2 separate regions of the Homo sapiens genome follow, and region 1 is linked to region 2. The links are chromatin contacts, found by Hi-C or POLR2A ChIA-PET in ENCODE. All regions are on one chromosome and are shown on one strand. Each heading gives the region's core, a stretch centred on a gene start or an enhancer-like site at or near the end of the contact. The rest is flanking DNA. Distances are from core to core; before and after follow the strand shown. Region 1 overlaps TM4SF20 (transmembrane 4 L six family member 20). Region 2 has its middle 19 kb from the start of SCYGR1.

Region 1 (3,908 bases), core at 921-3,420, 40 kb before region 2:
GTGCAGTGGCTTGATCTTGGCTCACTGCAACCTCCGCCTCCTGGGTTCCAGCAATTCTCCCGCCTCAGCCTCCTGAGTAGCTGGGACTAGAGGCGCGTGCCACCACGCCTGGCTCATTTTTGTATTTTCAGTAGTGATGCAGTTTCACCATGTTGACCAGGCTGATCTCAAACTCCTGACCTCAAGCGATCCACCTGCCTTGGTCTCCCAAAGTGCTGGGATTACAGGCGTGAGCCGCTGTGCCTGGCCTTCCTTGGGTTTTGGTTCAAAACAAATATGCTACACAAAATTTGAGGGACTTTCTTTTTTAATGTAGCAAGGTAAGGGAAAAGGAGAAAAAATTTTTTGTATGTAACTACAAAAGTAAATTCTGGTTATTTGCTAAACTGAGCAGGCTATACAGAGAGGTAATGGATTAGATAGTTTTTTTCTTCCAGTTTTTACAAATTGTGTCTAGATTCAGTCACAGAATGATGTACTTAAAAGACTAAAATGAGCCACTTATTAAGTACATGTAACTCTCCAGTATTACTTGTTATTACATGACTTAAAATTTGGATTCATTCCCATGCATACAGTATATTTATAGCATATCTGTATGAATCCATTGGTTGCTCTTCCATTTAAGCCTACAGGCAAGGCTCTGCATTTTATTTATTGTGTTTTTATTAAATTTTTTAAATTGTAAATGTAATATTTGCTCATGGTTGACAAATTTAATTAGTTCAGAAGTGTAGAAAGTAAATGTTCTCTTCACTCTCATAAAGGGAATCCCCTATTTCCATTCTCCAAGGATGAAAGTTAAGTTTCTGGTGTATATTTGCATAATTTTTTAATATACATACACATATGTAACTGTAGATTTTTGAAAGACAAGCATAAGCCATTTGAGATCAACTAGTCCTTTTAGACAATATCTAAAAGTCCTTTTAGAGCATTGTAAATCTAATGATTCCTCCATTTTGATGTGGAGTTGTGCTAACTGGCGTTAATGTACTAAAATTCCTAAGAATCCGTTTGTCCCGGCAGTTGCATCAAATAAAAACATGGCATTGTTCCAGTACTGCATTAATCTAATCAAACTAGTTCAACTGTGTGAGACAGTAAGCCTGTGAAAATCAAGTTACTTACCTGATGTTTTTCAATGAAAATTCACAATTGGCATTACTGTTGCTTGGAGAATTACACATGAGAGGACCTTTTAAGAGAGCCTGGATGGATATCAGCATGCAATACAGAGCACCAATGACTGTGATCACACTGAAAAGTGATGAAAGAAACATCTGAAAAATAAAATAGAGCCATTTGCACATGTTATGACATGTTCTTGATCTGTTTCAAGCTTCAGGAGCGTATACAGTCTTTTTTAAATCCAGTCGCCCTAAAATCCTGGATCTTAAGATCACAGTTTATTAGGTGTGAATGATACAAAAAGGCAGAGGGCAGTCTCTGCTATTTGATTACACTCAATAAAAGATGGTTGGGGCTGGGCATGGTGGCTCACACCTGTAATCTCAGCACTGTGGGAGGCCAAGGTGGGTGGATCACCTGAGGTCAGGAGTTCAAGACCAGCCTGGCCAACATGGCAAAACCCCCTCTCTACTAAAAATACAAAAACTTAGCCAGGCTTGGTGGTGGATGCCTGTGATCCCAGCTACTTGGGAGGCTAAGGCAGGAGAATCGCTTGAACCCGGGAGGCAGTCATCCGAGATCGTGCCATTGCACTCCTGCTGGGTGACAGAGCAAGACTCTGTCAAAAAAAAAAAAAAAAAAAAAAAAAAAAAAAAAAAAAAAAGATGGTTTGGCTTGTCACTGTCTCTGGAAAATCTCAACTTTCATATTCCTGAGTCTCATCTGTTTCTTCTGACCACTGAGATCTAGTTCCTCCCTGTTTTATGTACTTCCTACTTCATAGAATCTTGACTGGATCTTAACTACGTTTATCTTCATGTCTGGTCTCTTGGCTCGCAAGCGTTTGGCCCTGATGCTTTAAGTGAATTTGGCCCTGATGCTTTAAGTGGCCAGTGGCCAGCATCCCACAGTGATCAGTCAACAGCATAGAGTTAGAACAGGACTTCCCAACCTCAGCACCAATGACATTTGCACACTTCGCTGTGGGGCCTTTCCTGTGCAGTGTAGGATATTTAGCAACATCACTCATCTCTACCCACTAGATGCCAATATCATCCCCCGACGCCTTGCCACCTCCAGCCCGGTTCTGACAACCAAAAATGTCTCCAGGCATTGCCAAATATCCTCTTGGGGTGGAGGTGGGTGGGTAAAATAACCCGCCGGTTGAGAGCCACTGTGTTAGAAAGATTGTACACATCTTTATTTCGTGAGTCAGTCATGAGAGCAGAAGAAGGCATGGAATTTGGCATAGGAAACTGAATGAAAGTTCGTGTTTGTTTTTCCAAAAATAAGCTCTTAGGCCAGGCACAGTGGCTCATGCCTGTAGTCCCAGCACTTTGGGAGGCCAAGGAGGGTAGATTGCTTGAGCCCAGGAGTTCGAGACTAGCCTGGGCAACGTAGTAAGAGCCCATCTCTAAAAGAAAAAAAAAAGAAGGAAACTTTTGTATTGTTTCAGTGAAGTTGTTAGTCACTGATGATTATTTCAAAATCAGCAGAAATGAAGCGAGGGAATGCTTTTCCTTTTTCTTTGCTGGGATAATGCAGCTCCCACAGGGTCTGTGTGTTGTGTTCTTGAGACCTGCCTTTTATGAGTGCAGAATAAGGTGGCTACCTATAGAGTTGTGTTGAGGGATGTTGTGCTCTACATATATCATCTCATTTAATTCTTTTCATAATCCCAAGAGGTAGATACTATTATTATTTCCATTTTATAGATGAGAAAACTGTGTATCATGGAGATGGACAAAACTTGTCAGGCTCTCACAGCTGGGAAACACTTTAATCACTATTCTTCTTCCAGCCAAAAGTTCAGAATGATGGATTTGGAGTCTACTTCAAATCCTGATTCTTCCATGCTACTGTGACTTGTGCAGTTACTTAAATGTACTCATCAAGAAGTGCCATGGTGTTTATTTTTAACCATCTATTTTTTTTTTTTTTTTTTTTTGGAGACGGAGTCTCGCTGTGTCGCCCAGGCTGGAGTGCAGTGGCATGATCTCGGCTCACTGCAAGCTCCGCCTCCCGGGTTCACGCCATTCTCCTGCCTCAGCCTCCTGAGTAGCTGGGACTACAGGCACCCGCCACCACGCCCGGCTAATTTTTTGTATTTTTAGTAGAGATGGGGTTTCACCCTGTTAACCAGGATGGTCTCCATCTCCTGACCTTGTGATCCGCCCGCCTCAGCCTCCCAAAGTGCTGGGATTACAGGCGTGAGCCACCACGCCTGGCCGCCATCTATTATTTATATATATATATATATATAATTTTTTGTTTTTGAGACGGAGCCTTTCTTTGTTTCCCAGGATAGAGTGCAGTGGCGCTATCTGGGCTCACTGTAACCTCTGCCTCCTGGGTTCAAGAAATTCTCCTGCCTCAGCCTCCCAAGTAGCTGGGATTACAGATGCCCGCCACTACACCTGGCTAATTTTTTTATTTTTATTTTTTGTATTTTTAGTAGAGACAGGGTTTCACCATATTGGCCAGGCTGGTTTCAAACTCCTGAACTCAAGTGATCCGCCCACCTCAGCCTCCCAAAGTGCTGGGATTGCAGGCGTGAGCCACCGCACCCAGCCATATTATCTTTGAGTTCTCATCCCTACAAAAGGCCTGGCTTTAGAAAGTGATTCCAGGCATGTGTATTTCCCCTAAAGGGGATTCACTTAAATGATTCAGCAAAACCATTTTGTATTCAGAAGCAAAAATAAGAACTGGAAAAAGGGAAGAAGCAAAGAACAGTTAAAATAGGGGACAAGCCTTGGTCAACCCTTTCCCTTCCT
Region 2 (3,400 bases), core at 6-2,505:
GCAAGACTCCATTTCAAAACAAACAAACAAATAACAACAACAACAAAAAAAACAGCATAATAGAGGCTTGGGCCACCAGTCTCATCCAGGCCACACTTGGGTCAGTGACTGTGGGAGCTTCAGATTCAGGAGTTTGGTGGACTGTGCCAGAAACACGCCTTGCACCTGCTTACAGGGATGGAGGAGCGAGGACTGAGGGGGGCCAGAGATCCAAAGTTCTTGTATCTCCATAAGAAGGTGTAGGAGCAAGCCGAGCAGTCTGAAATTGTCATTAAGAACAGAAAACCTGCAGATGGGCATATTTACACACATGGCTTATGTGGGTGTGGGTGTGTGGATGGGCAACATCAAAGAGGATATGAATGGTGATTCAAAAGTCAATAGGTCAAATATGAAAATGCTAGGAGGACATCTTCATGTATCTACTGTATAGTCCAACTTTCGGTTTATGGAAAATGTCCAGCTCTTTTAGAAGGTAAACATTTTCTGACTGTGAGCTCTTGAATATGAATTTTATGGTACCTTATACATTTTTTAACTTTCAAAGCTCTGGGTTGGGTAGTTACCAGTACCATCTTCACAAATTCTGGATTCTTCTGGATGTTCTTGACTATTCTGGGAAAATTGGTGCGTTTGTTCTCCCTCCGCCTTGTACCGAGGTCTGCAGGCTTAAGGGATGTTAACAAGGCTTCAATTTGCTGTGTGCATTAGCAGGTGCTGGAAACTACGTTGCCAAATGTGTCGTAGACACAAGAGGGCGATGTGTGCTCAAATGTCAACCTCACCGAGGAAAAGGAATTCATCCTTCAGGAATTTTTGGCTGAATTCCCAGACCTAAAAAAGATTAACAAAGTGTGTTTGGGAGGGGCAAAATTCACTGTGAAACCTAATCAAAGAGGCAGGATGTGATGTCAGAGTGTGGAGACAGCCTGGCAGGAGCTTGGAGGGGATTCTTATCCTTGAGTTCAGAACTGGGCAGTACTCTAGGCTAATGATCGTTATAATCAAGACTTGTCCTCTGTCTGGATATTCAGAAAAGACAGACTTCAAGGCTGCAGAGAATCAGTGGCTGTCTTGGTCTCTGATTACAAAAACTTTATTCTGAGAAAGCCCCTCATTCATTGGAGGAAAACTGGCTGTGCACTTGTTACATGCCAGGCATGAGTCTTGTAGGGGCTAAGAATTCAGCCTTGAGTAAGACAGCCGAGGCCACTGCCCTCTGGAAGCATCAGTGACCCTTGGCACGTACTCCCATCTATTTGTTTCTTTTCTCTCTGAGCCAGTCCAAACCAGCAGTATCTACATCATCTTTTCTTGTTCTGAAAGAGAATGCAAGTCACACATTTATGGCTGTGGGCCACATTTTTTTAGAGATGCCATCTGGTTCCAGTTTTTCTGACTGTTTGTGGAGAGTGGTGATTCCAACAATCTTCTACCAAATGTAAGGGGGTGATAAAAGTGTTCAGTGTTTGCCACAGAGATATCTCTAGCTTGGCCTGATCTCAGTGCACTGCTTTTTGGGTTTACTCAACAAATTGAACAATGCTCAGCCCCTCTTCCATGGAACCTTCCCAATCTCTTTAACCAGGGTTACACTGCGACTCCTCTAAGTCTCTGTACATCATAGCACTTTTGTGGGAGACCACTGCTACTTCAAATCTCTGCCAATAGCACCATGTTTCCTTTCGTTGCTAGCTTTTTAGAATTCTAAAGCCTACTTGGCCATTAGATTTTTTTTATTTTTTTTTTTTTGAGACAGGGTCTCACTCTGTTGCCCAGGCTGGAGAGCGGTGGTGCAGTCACAGCTCACTGCAGCCTCAACCTCTTGGGCTCAAGTGATCCTTCCACCTCAGTCCCCCAAGTAGCTGGGACTACAGGTGCTCACAACCACACGCAACTAATCTTTGTATTTTTTGTAGAGACAGGATTTCGTTATGTTGCCCGGGCTGGTCTCAAATTCCTGAGCTCAAGAGATCCTCCCATTTTGGCCTCCCAAAGTGCTGGGATTACAGGCATGAGCCATTGTGCCCGGACTAGCTATTTTTTAAATTGGAGTTTGAGGAAGGAGGAACAGAAAGGCTGCATCTGCTTAGTAAATGACTCCCCGCTGCCAACACACATACCCAGCAGATGGCAACACCCATGAAAATCCTTTCATCCTGTTGTGAATGGTGGATTCCCAAACTCTACAGGACCCTGCACTAGTCAGCATCTGCTCTTCCCTCTTGAGTCAGGGCAGCCTGCAAAAGTCTGGTGTGTATCATAGGCATCTTGGGGCTCACCTTCTACAGAAGGTCAGAGGGCACAGCAAAAATAGCTTTCTTGCTGTGACCTAATACATAAACCCTGGCACACTTCCGCCTGTCAGATGGGAGCACGCCCCTGTCCTCGGGCTGTTTTTCGCTGTCGCAACAGGCTGTTCTGCCGTTAATCCTTTCCTGTAATTCCCGCCGCCTCGCTCGATCTTGCAATTCTCTTGCCCAGTGGCCTTTACAGGGGGTCATTACTGGGACACGGGGAACCAATGTGCGGTAACAAATGCAAGCTGACAGCAACACGTTCCTCGCCAAAAGTGGGACTCTTGGGTTTTGTGTGTGTCAACTCAGAAGAAACGAGAAAAAGACCCCACCATGTGTTGGATGAGGATGGAAATTGGATGCAGTGACTAAAAGTGCTTTGATTAGGTGAATCCGTTGACAGTAAGAAGGAAGAGATTCTCAATGTGCTTGGCATTTCACTTTGTCTCACTTTGGGTGAATAGTCCCAATTCTGTCAGACGTGCATCTCTTCGTCTGTCAGCTCCGTGTCTCTTGCCAGGATGCTTCTCTCTATCTATCAGGCAGAATTTTCAGATGTTGTCTTTCCTGTCAGGAAAAGTTTAATTCATCATTTTCCTCAGGCCTTGAAAAAATTTTTACAGGAAAAAAATGGTGGTGGTGGGTTGGGGGTGGGGGGTTATGACAAAAACATTTACAGATTTTTCTTCACATATAATTTTAAAATTGCCTATTTTTGCTAGGCACGGTGGTTGAAGCCTGTAATCCCAGCATTTTGGGAGACCGAGGCAGGTGGATGACCAGAGGTCAGGAGTTCAAGACCAGCCTGGCCAACATGGTGAAACCCCATCTGTACTAAAAATACAAAAATTAGCTGGTCATGGTGGTGGCACACTCCTATAATCCCAGCTACTAGGGAGGCTGAGGTAGAAGAATCTCTTTAACCCGGGAGGTGGAAGTTGCAGTGAGCCAAGATCACGCCATTGCACTCCAGCCTGGGCAACAGAGCGAGACTCCATCTCAAAGAAAAAAAAAATTACTTACTTTTGAGTAGGTAATACATACACACAGTACAAAAGTCAAAAGGTTCATACAAATGGAAAAAACTCCATACTCTCTTCGCC

Evidence for each region. A loop is a pair of places that touch in the nucleus more often than their neighbours do. ChIA-PET counts read pairs that join two places held with the same protein, here RNA polymerase II (POLR2A). Pooled maps may share reads with other maps.
Region 1: a map of ascending aorta shows a loop between it and region 2 (4-fold over the local background). The contact joins two enhancer-like sites. A Hi-C loop is called at or near these places in 5 of 168 maps with a recorded cell type or tissue (CD14-positive monocyte, MCF 10A, Right ventricle myocardium superior and 1 more), 1 of 37 single-sample maps with no recorded cell type and 15 of 50 pooled maps. POLR2A ChIA-PET finds 5 or more read pairs at or near these places in 4 of 52 experiments (GM12878, MCF 10A, T-cell and 1 more).

Annotation. Positions count from the first base shown.
Region 1 is chr2:227,364,962-227,368,869 of GRCh38, forward strand. TM4SF20 (transmembrane 4 L six family member 20) reads right to left here. Exons shown (of 4, transcript NM_024795.4): 3 at 1,132-1,283. Among named protein-coding and RNA genes, the nearest start is that of TM4SF20, 12 kb to the right of the region's middle. Within about 2 kb of position 2,171, at least 8 of the 41 ENCODE cell types and tissues checked have a DNase peak (open chromatin) inside an H3K27ac peak, as active enhancers do; they include CD14-positive monocyte and ascending aorta, where a contact is called at or near this core.
Region 2 is chr2:227,405,521-227,408,920 of GRCh38, forward strand. No RefSeq gene overlaps it. Among named protein-coding and RNA genes, the nearest start is that of SCYGR1, 19 kb to the left of the region's middle. Within about 2 kb of position 1,256, at least 19 of the 41 ENCODE cell types and tissues checked have a DNase peak (open chromatin) inside an H3K27ac peak, as active enhancers do; they include CD14-positive monocyte and ascending aorta, where a contact is called at or near this core.